Linked DNA regions of Mus musculus: region 1 is linked to region 2. The links are chromatin loops, found by intact Hi-C in ENCODE. Cell type or tissue: heart. All regions are shown on one strand.

The links. Hi-C counts contacts between places; a loop is a spot of excess contacts. Peaks named below come from ENCODE experiments on the same cell type or tissue, not always from the same donor. Only the 100,000 strongest peaks of a DNase experiment are listed, where the experiment ranks them.
Region 1: a loop joins it to region 2, with 5 times the contacts of the local background. A loop is called at or near these places in 8 of 42 quality-filtered maps.

Annotation. Positions count from the first base shown.
Region 1 is chr7:37,618,257-37,626,256 of GRCm38, forward strand. The region is part of intron 3 of Zfp536 (zinc finger protein 536); the gene reads right to left. Among named protein-coding and RNA genes, the nearest start is that of 4930505M18Rik, 48 kb to the right of the region's middle. In heart, no CTCF peak of the experiment used is centred here; no DNase peak of the experiment used is centred here; H3K4me3 peaks cover 1,328 bases; H3K27ac peaks cover 736 bases; H3K27me3 peaks cover 4,677 bases.
Region 2 is chr7:37,767,368-37,775,367 of GRCm38, forward strand. Zfp536 (zinc finger protein 536) reads right to left here and starts at 2,385. Exons shown (of 6, transcript NM_172385.2): 1 at 2,229-2,385. In heart, a CTCF peak has its summit at 3,159; no DNase peak of the experiment used is centred here; H3K4me3 peaks cover 5,776 bases; H3K27ac peaks cover 2,957 bases; H3K27me3 peaks cover 5,191 bases.

The sequences.
Region 1 (8,000 bases), 150 kb before region 2:
GAAAGTTGCTGCTCTCCCTGGCTGCCCTCTTCAGACAAAAGAAATTAAGTGAGGAAATATTTGCTGGGTTTGTGGGAATTTATCCAGCCGTGCTTGGATACATAGAAGATATTTGGTTGGGGCAGAGGGGGCTGAAGAGATGAAGAGAACTGTCTGTATGTGTCAGGTCGGTTTGTTTGCCCCCACAGGCCCTTCCCACTGCCCTTCCTTGCTTTGTCTTCTACCTATTAAAGGAAGGCTATGAACAAAGTGGAGAGTTTCTATTTTGCCAAGTTTTCCCTGTGACCTGGAATCCTGTCCCTTGAGCCCACCCGGCCTGAAGAATGCCTTCACAGGTTTTTTTTCCTTGGACCCTGGTGCTCCCAGTCTAATTCCAAACGCCTGATCCGCACTTCTGGAGGATCCCCTCGCTCTGGAGGTCTGTCTACACATCTCTATGTAAATTACAGCTAAAGCATCACTTCCTTGGGGAGAGGTCACTCAAGGTCACACCAAGTGAACCAATGCCATCGTCCCGGTCAGAGTGTGTCGCCCATGAGAATTATCCTTACGTCTACATAGCTCTCCCTGCACAGACTTTAAACCAGGACCAACAGGACTCTGCCTGTCACCAAGGCCTCAGCACAATGCCTGACACATAGGTGATTAAAAAAAAAAAGAACATTGATTTTGTCCAGAGACGAACTTGCTTTAGGAAAATGATTTTGCAGAGCCATCATTTGGAGACAACTGAGCAGACACAGGGCTGGACCCTAGTAAGAAGCAGCCAGGTGTGTGTCTTCTAGAAAATGGTGAACATCTAGAAACTTCTGTGCCCTCATAAAATAACCCTTTCAAGGTAAGAGAGGACATCAATGCTGAAACTCTAAGAGTGCAAGGCACCTATCGGTCTGAGGGAGCTCACATCTAAGGCCACAGCATAATTTTCTCATAGAGTGTCAAACAAATTCTTCCCCAGCCTTTGCTTCCATCGGTTGAGGTATAGAGTGATAAATGAATTCACACTTTCTATTCTTCAAAGGCCCACCCCCTTTTAATCCTTTTAAAACTCGGACTGTGGTGGCTTCATGGCCGCCATGTTCCTGGTGGTTGATGGCCCCAATGTTCCCAACATTGTGAGGTGACTTGGTGGGGTGGCCCATTTCCAGGAATGACACCATGCCACAGCAACGCTTAGCTCCACGTGTGAATTGCTATGCAGGCGACAAGTACTGCCTCAGGCTGGCTAATTAGGGGCACGGTCGACTAATTGGGCCCCACAAAGACAGACAAAAGGCTGACTGCTGGCAGAAAAGAAATTTCTATTTTTAGAAAAAGGCTTTCCCCTGAAGAATGCCCTCATACCTAGGGCTGTATGGGAGATTGCTTCTTCTTTTGAGGGTCATCCTGATGGAGAGGATCTGTGTAGGGGAAATGAGGAATAACTAAGTCTTTGAGAATGTTGTCCTGTGCTCTCAATGTCTCATTGACCAGCTCTATGCCATGGGCCATTCCTTAGTAGGGTAGAGATGATTCATCCACAGAACAGCAGCATCTTCCTAGAGGATTCTGGAGGGTAAGATGAGGCAAGGCTCAGAGCATGGTACCTGGCTTGAAGCAAACTATTCAGTTCCAACCATTGTTCCTCACCCCAGGTACCTCTCTCTTCTTCATTCACCCCACCAGCCTCCATCTCTTCTACCTGATGAGTTAGCTTAACAACCATCCCCTCCCTGTCCCCAAACCTGGCCTGCCTTCTCTAGTCCTAAGTCATGAACCTCTGCCTCCCTTTCTCACACACAGACCTCCCAGCTGTGGTGTGACCCCTCTCCAACTTCCTTCCTCATCCCCTAGTAAGACTCGGCAGATAGTGCTCTGCATACTGAGGGTGTGCCCTAGAGGGCTCAAGGAAGAGACCAGGTGTGGGTCCTGGGCTGCAGTCAGTGCAGAGGCAAGCCCTGTTTCACTGGAAAATGCCACACAGCAAAAGATCTGCACATTGAACCCTTTCAGCTCTCTCCTGAGTCTCAAATGTGGAGAGCCCCATCCACACAAAGGAGGAAAAGACATTGTCTCCATATTCTTCCTCAGTATTGTCACGTGAGTTCTGTTCAGAAGAATCCATGAACTCCATGCTTGGGATATGTAGATGGTTTCCTCTCTCTAGCTATATTCACAGGATGTCAGGTAACTGCTTACATCTTAACCCTAGCTGCTTCTATAACCTGAGCTAGAGCCATACCTCTTTCCCACTCTTCAAACCTTGACTCTGATCTTAGCTATCAATTTACCTATATGTGGAATCACCTAAAATTCAAGATGCTGGGCACACCTACATACCTAGGGATAATCTTAATCAGATCATTTGAGGTGGGAAGATTCATCCTAAACCTGGACCACTCCTAGTTGAAGCCTGCTTGCCCTCATTCTCATTGGTAGTTTATCTTGTTATGGAGACGCTCTATTTATTGCTGGTATTAGAACCTACTTCTTTGGGATTCCAATTAAGACCAAAGATCAGCAGCTCTCCAGGAGCTGAGATCACCCACCCATTCCTGTGGACTGAACAACTATTGGATTCTGGCCCTTTCCATGCGACTAGCCACTGTCAGAGTATATGAATCTCAGCCAGAAGCCAGCCTAATAAATTTGTGTGTGTGTGTGTGTGTGTGTGTGTGTGTGTGTGTGTGTGTGTGTGTGTGTGTGTTAGGATTTCAACTGATGTGATGAGATACCATAACCAGAAGCAACTTATTTTGCTTATACTTTCACATCACACTTCATCATCGAAGGAAGTCAAGACCAACAGGAGTTGATGTGGAGGCCATGGAGGGATGTTGCTTACTGGCTTTCTCCCTCTAGCTTACTCAGCCTGCTTTCTTATAGAACCCTGAACCACCAATGTAGGAGTGGCCACATTCACAATGGACTGGCCTTCCCCCATTAATCACTAATTAAGAAAATGCCCTACAGGCTTGCTTGCAGCCTGATATTGTGGAGGCATTTTGTCAGCTGAAGTTTCCTCCTCCCAGATGACTCTAGCTTGTGTCAAGTTGACATAAAATTAGCCATATATACATATTCCATGTATATGTATATGTGTATGTGTATGTGTGTGTGTGTGTGTGTGTGTGAGTGTGTGAGTGTGTATGTGTATCTGTATGTGTATGTGTATGTGTATGTGTATGTGTATGTGTATGTGTATGTGTATGTGTATGTGTATGTGTATGTGTATGTGTATGTATATGTATAGTATATATATGTACATATGTAGATCGGTTATAGATTAGATATAGATATTCTCATTCTATCAGTTCTGTTCCTTTAGAGAACCCTAACTGATATAACGCTCAAGGCTCTGAGAAACCCAGACTGCCAAAGTCACTGAGACAGGTGGGACAAGGACCAAAATCTGTATCCCTAGCAGCAACAACAGAATGTGGTTGGCTCACAATAGGCCCTCAGGAGGCTGGGGGAACTTGAAATCACCAACTTCCTGGTGGAACATCTGTCCCCCATGAGAGACCCAAGATGGTATGGACAACCAGTAACAGACATTACATGGCTTCTTTTCATAGGGTCTTGTCACCACTCCCAAACTCCTCACCTCCCTCTCTGATGGTCCCTGAGTGTGGACCTATTCAGGCTGGTGTAAAGAATGAGTCAGAGAGATGAAGACTCAAGCAGAGACCTCAGGAGGGATAAGTAGATCTATGGGGAACTTCAAAAGCTTACTGAGATCTTGCTAGCAGTTGGGACACAACCAAGCCACCCCAATAAGCCACACAACCATGTCATTAGACACAGAATATGTCAAAGTCCCAAAGCTAAGATGAGGCTGGGTTCTATATGCTTTTAGCAGTATCAGTGCTGGCCTCTGAGCCTCTCAAGTCATGAGCTGAAAGACATCTCATGGTCCACAAAGGGGCTGAAGTTAGACTTGGGGCCTACAAAGGATACAGTCAGAAAGGGGGTAGCACTTGAACACCAAAACAATCCATATATGGGTCCTGGCCTGTAAATAGAGCTCAAGTAGAAAACATGCAGGACCCTGTCACATCTGAAGCTACTGAGACTGAAGGCTGATTTCAAGGACCCTATGCCTGGTAGGAAAGCCTGCTGCCCCTCCCTGCCTGGGCTCTTCTACCTCAGTGATGTGTTCTTCTTCATGTCTGTGCCCAGTATTGGGACACATCTCTTGGTCACAGTATTCCAGAGATCCTCTATCCCTTTCCTGGGTCCCTACCTCAAGATTGGCATGTCCATGCCATGCCTCTATGTGTGGCCATGCCCTCAGTATCCCCTCTGTGACTGGATTATGAGTCCCTCGGGCACCTGAGTAGTAGATGCCTCAAGATATGCTGGCCATTCACAGAGGGATCACCGTGTATAATGAGCTGGGTGGTAAGTGACATAATAGCAAGGTCCTGGCCTCATGAGGCACATGCACCATGAGGGAGGTAGCAGAAGTCAGATGAGTGGATGAAATCCGCAGGGGGTGCCACGAGGAAATTCAGCTGGACAACCCTAGAGTGACTGCCGAGGGGCGTTTGGTGGGTCTAGTGGTCCCTGGGGGCCTTCTGAGGAAGGAGCACCTGACTTGCCTGGAGTTAGCTGCCTCCACAGTTTATATTATAGCAGGTGTGCTTTCTAAGATTTCTGTCAGACATAGTCAAAAGTGGCCCGAAAATATTGAATGGGAAATTCCAGGAGCAGACAATTTGTAAGTTTTAAATCACCTCTTATTCGCTTCATGCTGCTGTGTCCTGTCCAGGCTAGCAGATTCACCCCCTGACAAGCTATCCAGCCATCTTCAGGCTCTGGTTGGGCCTAATTTTGGAATTAAACATCATAGTAAAGGCACTTAAATAGAAAGTTGCTTTTATTCAGCTTAGGGGTGTATCCACTGGGTAGGGGCTCTCCACAAATACTCCATAGGTCAGGAGGACTGTTGCTGTAAGTCTGCCTACCTCTTGACCCTGACCAATTTTGTTTTCTTAGCACTGGTCCTGCTCAACCACTGTCAAGAACAAAAAGCACTCTCAAAGGCCAACCTGAACACCATGAAGGTGCTAATGAGTATCTGAGGCAGAACCTGATGTTCTGGCCCTTCAGAGACTCTACCTCTACTGGCCAGTGATGGGTGAAGGGCACACGGTACTCAGATGGGAGATCCCCACTGCTTCTGAAATCGGGCCTTTTTGAAGTGTAGAATCAAACAGAAGCCACAAAGATGAGCCCTCAGACCTGAAGAGACACAGCAGAGATCTGCATGGTGGCCAAGAACCACTGCCATAGTAGACAAATAGGTAGGTTTGGGGGTGAGGGATATCAAGAGTGTTCAAGTTGTGAGTCACAGGCACATGGCACTTGGTTCTCACTTAGCAAACAATTGGCCTTCAATTGAGCACCATAGAGCATGGGGAAGGAAAAGGGTATGATGCCCACCTGGCATGTGCATGGACCCATACACATACTTCCATTCATGTGTCACTCACGACATACATACAGGTCTAGACCTCCCAGGCTACCTACAAGAACAAACCTCATAAAACATATATATAGGGGCGTCCTGTGCACACCATTAACCTCAACTGCACACACACACACACACACATACACACACACACACACACACCTACAACTCTCTAGGCCACCAAGTGCACAGGATGCCAGCACTCAGGAGCACACACCAGCAGGCACAGTGACAGATGCTCATTCTATTCTCCCTGGCATCCACACCGGTGTGCAAATTCAAGTCCACACACTGTCACACTACAAGCATGTGCACTCTGTCACAACGGCTGGCTTTGCTCTTGAACATCCCAGGCTATCTAAAGAGCAAGTTCCAGAAGAAGGTGACAGGAGGGCACCAAGGCCAAGCAGTGTGGAACAGGGAGGGACCCGCGGTGCAGCGGTGCTGTGCGCAGGTAGCTGGGAGCCCCGCGGTGATTACTATGCACCAGCAGCTGTCTCGGCGCGGTGACGGCGCCTCTAATTGATCTCATTATCTCCCCCTCCGTAAGGTGAAGTGCGGCCGCTCGGCGGGGCCCGGGCGCGGGCTGGGGCCGGCTGGCAGGCGGCGGGGCGGGCGGCGGATGAGGGCAGCGTGAGATCGCGAGGCCGCCTTGCCACCGAGCGCCACCGGGAGCCACCGGGCGTCGTGCCAGTGAACGTACGCGTGAGTGAGTGTGTGTGTGTGTGTGTGCGTCTGTGTGTGTGTGCGCGCGCGCGTGCGTCTGTATGTCTGTTCGTGTCTGTGTGTGTGTGTGTGTGTGTGTGTGTGTGTGTGTGTGTGTGTCCGCGCGTGCGCGCGTGTTTGTGTGAGTGAGTGTGACCCGTGAGCTGGCCTTCACACACATCCCGGACCCAAGCGGCGTTTTTCTGGTCACTCCCAGAGTCTTTGGTAATTGCATGAATGCTGTTATGTCTGGTTTCCCCATCATCACCTTGCTCTCTCTCTCTCTGCAAGGGCCGCGCCTACAAGTTTCCCCTCACCCCCTCTCACCGCCGCCCACCCCCCACCCCCACCTCAACCCACGACACCCCGCTCCTGTTAGAACCAACAATGATCCTCAATTAACCCTGTGCCCAGGGCCGCCTGCGTGTGAATGCTACGCTCTTCAGGCTTATGGCCGCAGAACCCCGCTGGGCCCGGGGCCAGTCTTCCTCCCCCGCAGGACCTGCAGGGGGCTCAGGGTAGCGGGGCTGCTACCCTTGCCTGGCTCCACAACCCACCTCTCCCTGCTGCGGAGAGAGGCCAGAAACAGCCTGAGGAGTTGTAGGAGGGGGGCCAAAAGGAAAGGAAAAAAAAAAAAAAAAAAAAGGAAACACTCAGTTTGTTGTGTTTTCTTGGGGTTTGTTTTCTTGCCAAAAAAATTACCCCCTTTGTCTTTGCGCAAAAGAGGCAGTGCGGGCACCTTCTGCTGGGCGCCGACACGGTGCCAACGCGCCTTGCTTAAGGGCGGCTTCTGTTCCTTTTCTAGCCTCCCCAGATATATTTTTAACATACAAAACACTATATTTAATTGGTTATAGATCTCCGTTCTCTTAGCACTACTGGATATCACAGAAAAACACATTAGTACAGAACAATTAGTACAGTGGCAGTAAACAACTAAGGCACTATTAAGCTGTGGGTGATTAAATAGCATTACTTTTTATTTTTTTATGGTGCTAGACTCAAAGATGGAGGAAATATAAAATATATCTATTTTCATTACTATTCGTAAAAATATATAAAATGTAAATATAACAGGTGTTTTACATTTCTTAAGGTATTATTTATGCCGAGCATTTCAATCAGTAGGCAGATGCTTCCCCCCTTTTTTAATAATAATAAAAAAATTATTTCTTTATATACTTCCAGGCTTGTATTTTATATCCTCATGTACCCGGATATTTAAGCAGAAATATTACTTAATTGGAGTTGCATACTTGGGCGAGAAATTACTCCCATACCTATGCCATAATTAAAAATAATAATAATGAGGCTTCCATCTAATCTAACTATATAGTAGATGGTGTCTGTCTTTCCAAAGAGCAGAGGGGGGTCACTGTGTGTTACAGGAGTTGAAGGCCTTGCAGGGTGGGGGTGACAGCTGGGGCTGGGAGGGGTCCACCTTGCTCAGAGTGGGCAGCCCCAGCGCCCCACTGCTGCCCATGGCAGCTCAGCTCTGCCTCTGAGTGTGTGTAGATCATCCTAGGCGTTCTGGCGCATCCTTTCCTAGGCATCTGATTAAGTTAACAATATGCTGCTATTTGCATGCAGATTTGCGGGGCTTTCTCTCCAGCTGCTCCCTGGACTTGGTCGCTCTCTGCGTTGTGATAGGCACAGCAGTCCCTAAATGCAATCTTTGTCAGGCCCAGGTGTGCTCTCATTGAGGACGCCTTCCTTCCCAGCAATTTTTCTTTCTGTAGCGTTTATAAGGCTCTATTATAGTATAGCCACATCTGGAAGAAAATTCTCCTATTAATTATATACTTTTACGGCCAGGAAGACAAATTCTAAGAGATACCAA
Region 2 (8,000 bases):
TAACTGATTTCCTGATGTCAGAGACAAGCTCATCTTGCTCTAAAAGTAAGATGGAGTTTGGAGCTCACGAAGAAGGCTTGCGGATTTTATGGGTCTGAGCTGATGAAATTTCCTGGCTTACCTGAGGCAGAAGAGACAACCTGATGGGTCAGCTTTTGGAGGCTCGGCAGACATTGCATACCCAAGCACTGCCTTCAGCTCCCCATGGGCAGATCCAACCAGTAGGGCCACATGTCTTGACCAGTTCCTATCTTTTCCCATAATGAAGGCTATTGGCCTCTGGCTTGGACCAACCCACCATGACAGTTTGCTCCATGCCTGCCCTGAGCCTTCCGTGAAGACAGCTCTGACCAGCAGTTAAATTGCTGAGTTGTAAGGATCTGAAGCCTGCTCAGAAGTTAAACACTCCAGGCATAGAACACAATGGGTTTTCAGAGCACTGGTCCAAGAGAATGCAAATGTATTGAAAGCGGTTTTTCTCCAGGTTTTACATAATTACCATTTATGTCTCCAGGAACTGTTTCCCCAGCCCAGTTTAGGGTGAAAGCGTTTTTTTAAAGACTTTCCCTGCAGATGACATATGAGGCACTAACCTTTTTTCATGTGCCCAGATGTTAAGTTCATTTTCATCACATTTATGCAAATTTCATTTGAACAGTAAATCAAAAGAAATCTTAAATCATCGTACACTATTTAAAAATCAACACTAAAGCCGGTTTACTCGCAGCTATCTCTAACATAAAGTCACAGCTAATGAGCTGAGCACCATAGTTCCTTTTCCCATACAATGGCTATAACAAGACCTGAGGTCCTCCACATCCTCCACATGGGAGCATTGCTACCCGTTCACTCTCAAGAGTCCAGTTTCCTCAGATTAACGATGCTCTGTACATCAAAGCCTTCCAAAAGTTTTCCAAACTTTGGGAAATCGGGGGACCCTCAGTCCAGGAGTCTGACAACCACATTAAGTGTCTATGTTAGGCCCTCCAATGCAAAACCTGGGCTCAGTGGCCATGCTTTCAGAAGCTGACTCTTTGTTGGTCAGGTTGGGGTGGGGGATGCTAATTCCTAGGGCGCCGTGTCCTGATTGTCGGGGAGCTGGGCAGAGTGCTATCATTACCAACAACTCAGCCAGGCGGGTAATGGTGAGATCAAGAGACATTTGCACCGCTATCAGGATGACATCATAGCTAAAGCAGCCTTCAGCCAAAGCCCTAGGCTCTCTTAGAGTAGAGGCCAAAGGGCTATGGGGGGAGGTGCCCCCCCCCCGCAACTCCCAGAGCTGGAAGCTGAGTCTCAGGCCCCTGCCATGCAGGGTGGTGGGCCTTGCCCACAGCCAAGTTCCCAGGCAGGCCCAGAAATGGGAAAGACAGCTGGAGTCTTCTCCAACGCAATCTACTTTCCCCCTCCATCCTGCTCACTGCAAATAATACTACTAATAATAACATAGTATGCATTTTTTTCAACAATTTGAAATTGTGAAGCCATTTCCCTGACCAGGGTGGAGCCGGCATGCCATGCCCGCAGCTACATCTCTGCTGTAGAATTGATAGCATTTCCAACCGAATTGTCAATCTGTTGGTGGTGACCCTCTCTTAGGCAAAACAGCTCTCACTCCATTTTTTTCAAGCAATAGAAACAGAGGACGCTGAAGGGGAAGGCAGACTGGAAAGGAAGCCTTCCTACTCTTGTTTTGGTTGCTTTTCTTCCTTTTAAAGCCCAGCAAAACACAGGGGCGCACACGCGAGCGCACGCACACCCTGAGACACAAACCTTAGAATAATGGGGGAGGCATTTGGCGACAAACTGCATCAGCGGCGCGGCGCGACAGGCAACCAACCCCGCTCACTCGCAGCTCAGCTCTCCAAGCCGCGGCAGCGACGGTGGCGGTGGCGGCGGCGACAGAGACCCGTCACCCTCCCAAAGAACCCCTATGCTCAACTCTCAACTGTGTCCCCAAGATCTCCTCTTCAGGCTCGCCTCAACTATGCGCGTGGCCCAGTCACCTCACCTCGCCGGAAAAGTGGAGAGACAGGGTTGGGAGTTGTGTTTAAAAAAAAAAAAAAAAACAGCAAAAAAACAAAACAAAACAAAAAGTTCCTCGAACATCCAGCCCAGCAGATGCAATTCTCCCGCCCGCTGCACACTCTCCCCGAGCCGGCCGGGCACTCGCCCCCAGCACTGCGCCCTCACCTCGGGGCGCGCGGAGGGCACCGCAGGGCACTTACTTGGCACTTGCTTTTGAGTGTGCAGGTCGTCGCGGTTTTCACTTGGGTTTTCAAATAAGTTTCAGGGAGGAAGGAGGCAAAAAAAAAAATCCAATTATGCAAATGGACTCCGGCCGGGGGAGGCGCGCGTTGAATCTGACGCTGCTACTGTATGAGTTCTTGGAGCAGCCCCGGCCCGGCAGATTTATGGGGGCGCGTCACGGCTACGCCAGGTCCCGCCGCCGGAGCATCTCGAAGTTAATTAAAGCGGTAATGTCCACTTTCCTGGCGACCCTCCGTGCGTGGGTTTACTATTTCACCCTCCAACACGACCCAGGAGGGGACACTGATGTGCCCCCCACGCCCCTCTTCTTTCTCTCTTCTTCCCCCTCTTCTGCCTCTCTCTTTCTCTCCCTCCTTTTTCCTCTCTTTAAGTCGCCTGCTTTGCACTCAGTGAACAATGAACAAAGATGTGAGTGATGGGGAAAGATCGCCCCCCTCCCAGCCCAAGCAGTGAGCGAAGCTGGTCTCAAAGTCAAAATCCAGTTGTTAAAAACTGAGAAAGAAAACCAGGGTCTCCACGCTAAGCTCCCTTTCTACACACACGTACACACGCACGCACACATATGAGCAAGCACACCCCACCCCAAGTTCACCTAAGCCCTGCCTGGAGACCTAGGGACCGTGGGGGAAAAGCCAAGGCCCCGGCGCGCGGGGATGCCCAACTCGCGGTGGACACGAGGGGACAGCAGGGACAGGGGAGCTGTGCTCGCTCCGGCCAAGATCATTTCCCGCGCCCCTCCCAGTCTACTGCCCCCACCACTACCCACCGGCCCCCTCCCAACGTCTACACCGAGAGGCCTGGCCCCACGGCCCCGCTCCGGCTGCAGCCGGCCGGATGCGCTCAGCAAACGCGGCCCCTGTCGGATTTCTGCTAAACTGCAGAGCGGCGGCGGCGACTGCCCAGAGAAGCGCAGGAGGAACCCAAGGCCAGCTCGGCGCGCACTCACCCTGCTAGCCCGCTAGTCCTAAAGCCGGTGCCCCGGGCCGCCCACCCGCGCGCACCTCAGAGGATGCACACGCACAGCGCGCTCGAGCCCCGCAGGCAGGGACCGCACGTAGCCGCCGTTATTTTCCGCTCAAGTGAAAACTAAGGCGGCTGACGAATCACGTCTCCTGCGAGGCACCCGTTAGACAAAACAATATCCTGCAAACAAAACCCGGCCACCGCTGCCACCCGCGCGCCAGGCCGGGACCCCGCCCTGCTCCTCCCAGGCCCCAGCCCCTGGCTTCTGCCCGCACCGACCCCAGCCTTCCAGGCTTGCATCCTTCCAGGAAAGAACTCGGGGACTTGAGTGTGCGCTCACCAAGAGGCGGACAAACAGGAAGGACTCACAAACCGGGAGTGAAAAATGGGGGCCACTTAACTTTCCACCTGTCCCTAGAGAAACCTTGCGGGGAATTTTCTCCGAAGAGTTGGTCTCTCTCTCTCTCTCTCTCTCTCTCTCTCTCTCTCTCTCTCTCTCTCTCTCTCCTTTTCTCTCTCTAACTTCCACAGCGCTAATTTCCACCTTCCCTCACTTCTCATACCTTCATGTATGTGGAGATAATCTATATTGTAATTGTTTGCAAAATTGCAACAGATGGGAGCATCGAGATCTGGACACTTCTACTTCTCAAAGAAAACCCTCTTTTTATTTTTATTTTTATATTATTATATTTTTGCCTAAAATACATCTCAAGTCCCGCCTACGACTGTTTTCCTTAATTCATCTTCAAATTTAAAATAAAAATGCCTTGAAGCAAACAGAAAGGCTTATTAGCGACGTTCATTCTCGCTCCAGCCTTGGGTTGGGCTGAGGATGAGCCCCCGCCCCCCCGCCCGCAGGAAAAAAAAATCTTGCTCTTCCCAGGACCACCCCCCAGTGGCCCCCTCTCCTCGATGTTACCCCACCCCCGCCCCCCTCCACACACACACTCGGCCGCACTCCTTCACTCTGATTGGCCTCACGTTTCCAGCTCGGGACTAGCCGGCTCATTTCCCTCCATAACCTGTTACTTATTTATTTATTTCTGTGTCTCAGGCCCCCGCGGGCCCCCGGGACCTGGGCCGGACTGGGGCAGGTGCTGAGGGCGACGCACGTGTATTCTGGCGCCTCTAAGGTCTCGAGGTCCTGGGATCGCCCCCCAGGCACCTCGGCCGGGCCTTGCGGGGCTCTTAGGACGCAGGAAGCCGATGCAAACACAAAATGGCAGGTCTTGGCCGCCCTCTACACCCGTAAGTTAGGCACCCCGTAAGCATCAGCTAACTTTGATTTTTTAAAAAAATAATTGCCAATTACCCCCTGATTCCGAGGTGGAGTGCAGATCGCACCACGTACGATGGCGCGACGGGGGTGGAGGGGGGAGGCGAAGGTAGCCGGGGACCGCCTCACCCCCCCCCCCCCGCCAGCCCCGGCACTGGAGCAAACGGGTAAAGTCGCTGGAGAAGTTTCCGCCGCGCAGCCTCCCCTCTCTCTCGGCTCCCCCGGCCCCCGACCCTGCGGAAAGTTTCCCCGGCCGCGAGCTGAGGCCGGGAGCGCAGGCAGGAGGCGCGGGCCGGGCTGGGTGGACGCCGGATCCCACTGGCGCGCTGAGCGCTCGACCCTGGGGACTCCCTTTCAAAGTAACGGTCCCGGGACTGGGGCTGCGGTGGGAAGGCGGCGGCCAGGGCGCGGGTCCCGCTCTCCGCCGAAGTTCTCCAGCGCCATTCGATGCCGGGTGGCCGCCTCTACTCGGTTTTTCTCCTCCTGTTTTTTTTTTTCTTCCACATACCCCCCCCCTTTTCCTCTTAACCCCCGCTGACAGCTTCTCTCGCCAACGTCACAACCACGGATATTTAATTAGACCATATTTTTTAATCGCGATGGGGTGAGAAGCAACCGGGTTACAGGCCTCGCCTGGTGGGGGGGAGGGGGAGGCGAAGGGGGGAGAGAACCACGCCAAGTGTCCAAACTCACTTTGCCACCTCCCAGAGATCAGGGCCGCCACCACCACCACCTGGCACCCGCGCGCCCCTCCACTCCGCCGCCCCCACCCCCAACCCCAGCCTCCCCACCACCTTTGTTTGCCTTACCTTAAAACATTAAACGCGGGCGTCGGGAGCAAACTCGGGCACGTAAACCGAGCGTTGTAAAAGATTGTGTTCAATGAATAATGAAACATGTCCACATGATTGACTTGATCATTTTCCGGGGCTGAGGGGGGACGGGCGCCCAGCTCGCGCGCCTCAGTCGCCCACTCGCCAGAGCCCGGCCAAGTGCTCTCAGCCCAGCCCGAGCAGGGCAGGCTCGCTTTTCATCAAGCTCATTTCAGAATCGCCCCGTTCATTGATACTCATCATCCAACCCCAGCAGACATCCCATCCCCTGCTCGGCCTCCCCCTATCTGGTAGGTGAAATGCATTGTACCATTAAAAACGCTCTCCATTGTCGCCCTGGCGTAATTCACAGCAACTAGATAGGTCTTTCAGCATTTAGCTTTGATGAGCCGGAGACTGAACCCTTGATATAATAATCTACAAAGAATGGTGTGTGGTCGTCCATTTTTTCTCTCTGTCTAGCAACTAAGAAACCATTTAACACAGCGCAGCTTGCTTCTGACCTTGAGCTCATGTAAACACACTTATTAAAATCTATCTATTCTCCAAGAGCTACATTCTGATTGTCAGACTCGTTACGGAGACATACATCAGCCCCTTCGCTTGTCACTACTTTGCATTCCTGCCTTTAACTAAAGAATTTTTTATCCAGCCGAGAGGCAGAGAGCGATTGCCACGGAGAGAGAGGAGAGAGAGAGACGCGGAAAGGGGGAGAGGAAAACGCGTAATTCTTACCTGCTCCTCAAACTATTTAAAGTCTGTTTCTTTTCTGGGGTGAAAAAAAAAACTCCCGGGTGAATCTCGGTGGACAGCGGGACGTGGAGAATCAGTCACAGCCCGGGCGTTTAAGGGAGTCATCAGCGATCAAATGACGTTGATCCGCGCTGTAACCTTGTGGCGTATTTAATGTAAATAAGGCCGTTATGTTGCCAATCGCCGCGATACAAACACCGAGAGGTCCTCAGCCTCGCCTCCCGCGCCTGCCATTAGAGGCGACTTTATTTACAGACACTATTTAGGAGATCATGATAATTCTAAAACAATACTAGTGCCAAATGATTATGAAAATATGATTTTAATTAATCACGTAGTAGGCAAGGAAATTAGCATACGGTAATTAAACTTCGAGAAAAACGTCATGCAGGTTCTCTGCCTTATGGGTCCAGAATAATCATCGCGGTGGGCTCCGAGACTTAATTACGAAACAAAATAACTTTTTTAAAGGCAACTTTGCAAGGCTGGTCCTCCAGGCGAACGTTTGGGTAAATAATACAAGCCAAGGTATCAAAGTGGGCATTTCAGTGATGGAGAGGGGAAAGATGGGGGGGAAGCCGAATAATGCAATTAAGAATTCTCTGTCCTAGAGTTGACAAAAGCGGGTGCCTCAAAAGCCTCTTTGTTATGGGATTATATAATGATCCTGGTGTCATTATGGAGAGAGAGAGAGAGAGAGAGAGAGAGAGAGAGAGAGAGAGAGAGAGAATTCAATAATAATAAAAGAAGTATGCAGAGACACCAACAAGCAGCTTGCTTTTAAAGAAAGGCTGTCATGTGGCATTGGGTGTACTGAGAGGAGGACAAGGTCCTACAGAGTTGACAAATAAAGGAGATGAGTGAGGAGAGAGAGAGAGAGAGAGAGAGAGAGAGAGAGAGAGAGAGAGAGAGAGAGAGAGAGAGAGAGAATGAGAATGAGGCCTGTGCTGTGCACCGTTAAGAAGGGATGAAGAGAGATCGATTATACAAAATACCCAGCCACTGAGGCACTTAAGCACTGATTCAGGTAACGCAGGTTCCAACTTGTCCGAACTAAGTTCTCCTTCAAGATGACTAGAGGATTTTAAACTCCCGGGCACCACCACAATACATCAAACGCAAAGATACAGAAAAGCTCTCGCCAGCTGCCCACCACCCCTTCAGTTTCAGCGGAAGGATCCACTCAGATGCAAGCAGCAGTTCTAGAGCGAGGGCAAGGTTCAGAAACTTGGAGGAGCTACCAGCATCCGGCCTGGTGGGGTAGCTGCACCAGCTCTAAGAAGCTACTGGCAGTGGGCACTGGCCTGGTCACTGCTGCGGATCCTAAACCGGCTCTAGAGAAAGCCAGTATCATTCTCTTTCTCTCCCTCCCTCACTCTCTCCCTCCCTCTCCCGCTCTTGCATCTTTACACCCCTCCTTTCTGGCTAGGAAAACCTGGAACTGATGGCAAGCTAGTTCTTTGAGACTCTTAAAGGCCTAAAGAGTGTCAAGAGTGCATGAATTAGACCATGTTAGAGTGCATGAATGTATGTATGTATCTTCTGCCACCACCACCACCCCCCCAAAAAAGTTTAGGAATGAATTATTCTCCAATCTGATGTGCTTAAAATTCTATCTGGAGAAATACAAGGTTTGGGGTGGGGTTTTTTCCCCCTTTATTCTGTAGAAATTATCAAGGATAGCACTATCTCTGTGGGAGTGGAGTTGGAGTTCTTTATTTCAGTTCTTCCTGGATCGACTGATTATATTCTGTGGTCTTTTGAACCTGAGACTGTAAGTCAAGTGATTCTTCATAAGTGGCAGTTTGGACAAAGCAGCAAGCAGGTCGAAAGGAAGTGGCCCATATGCACTCTGAGAAAAGGCCCTTTCTCGGGGATAGAAATGAGGGCAACAGTCTCCT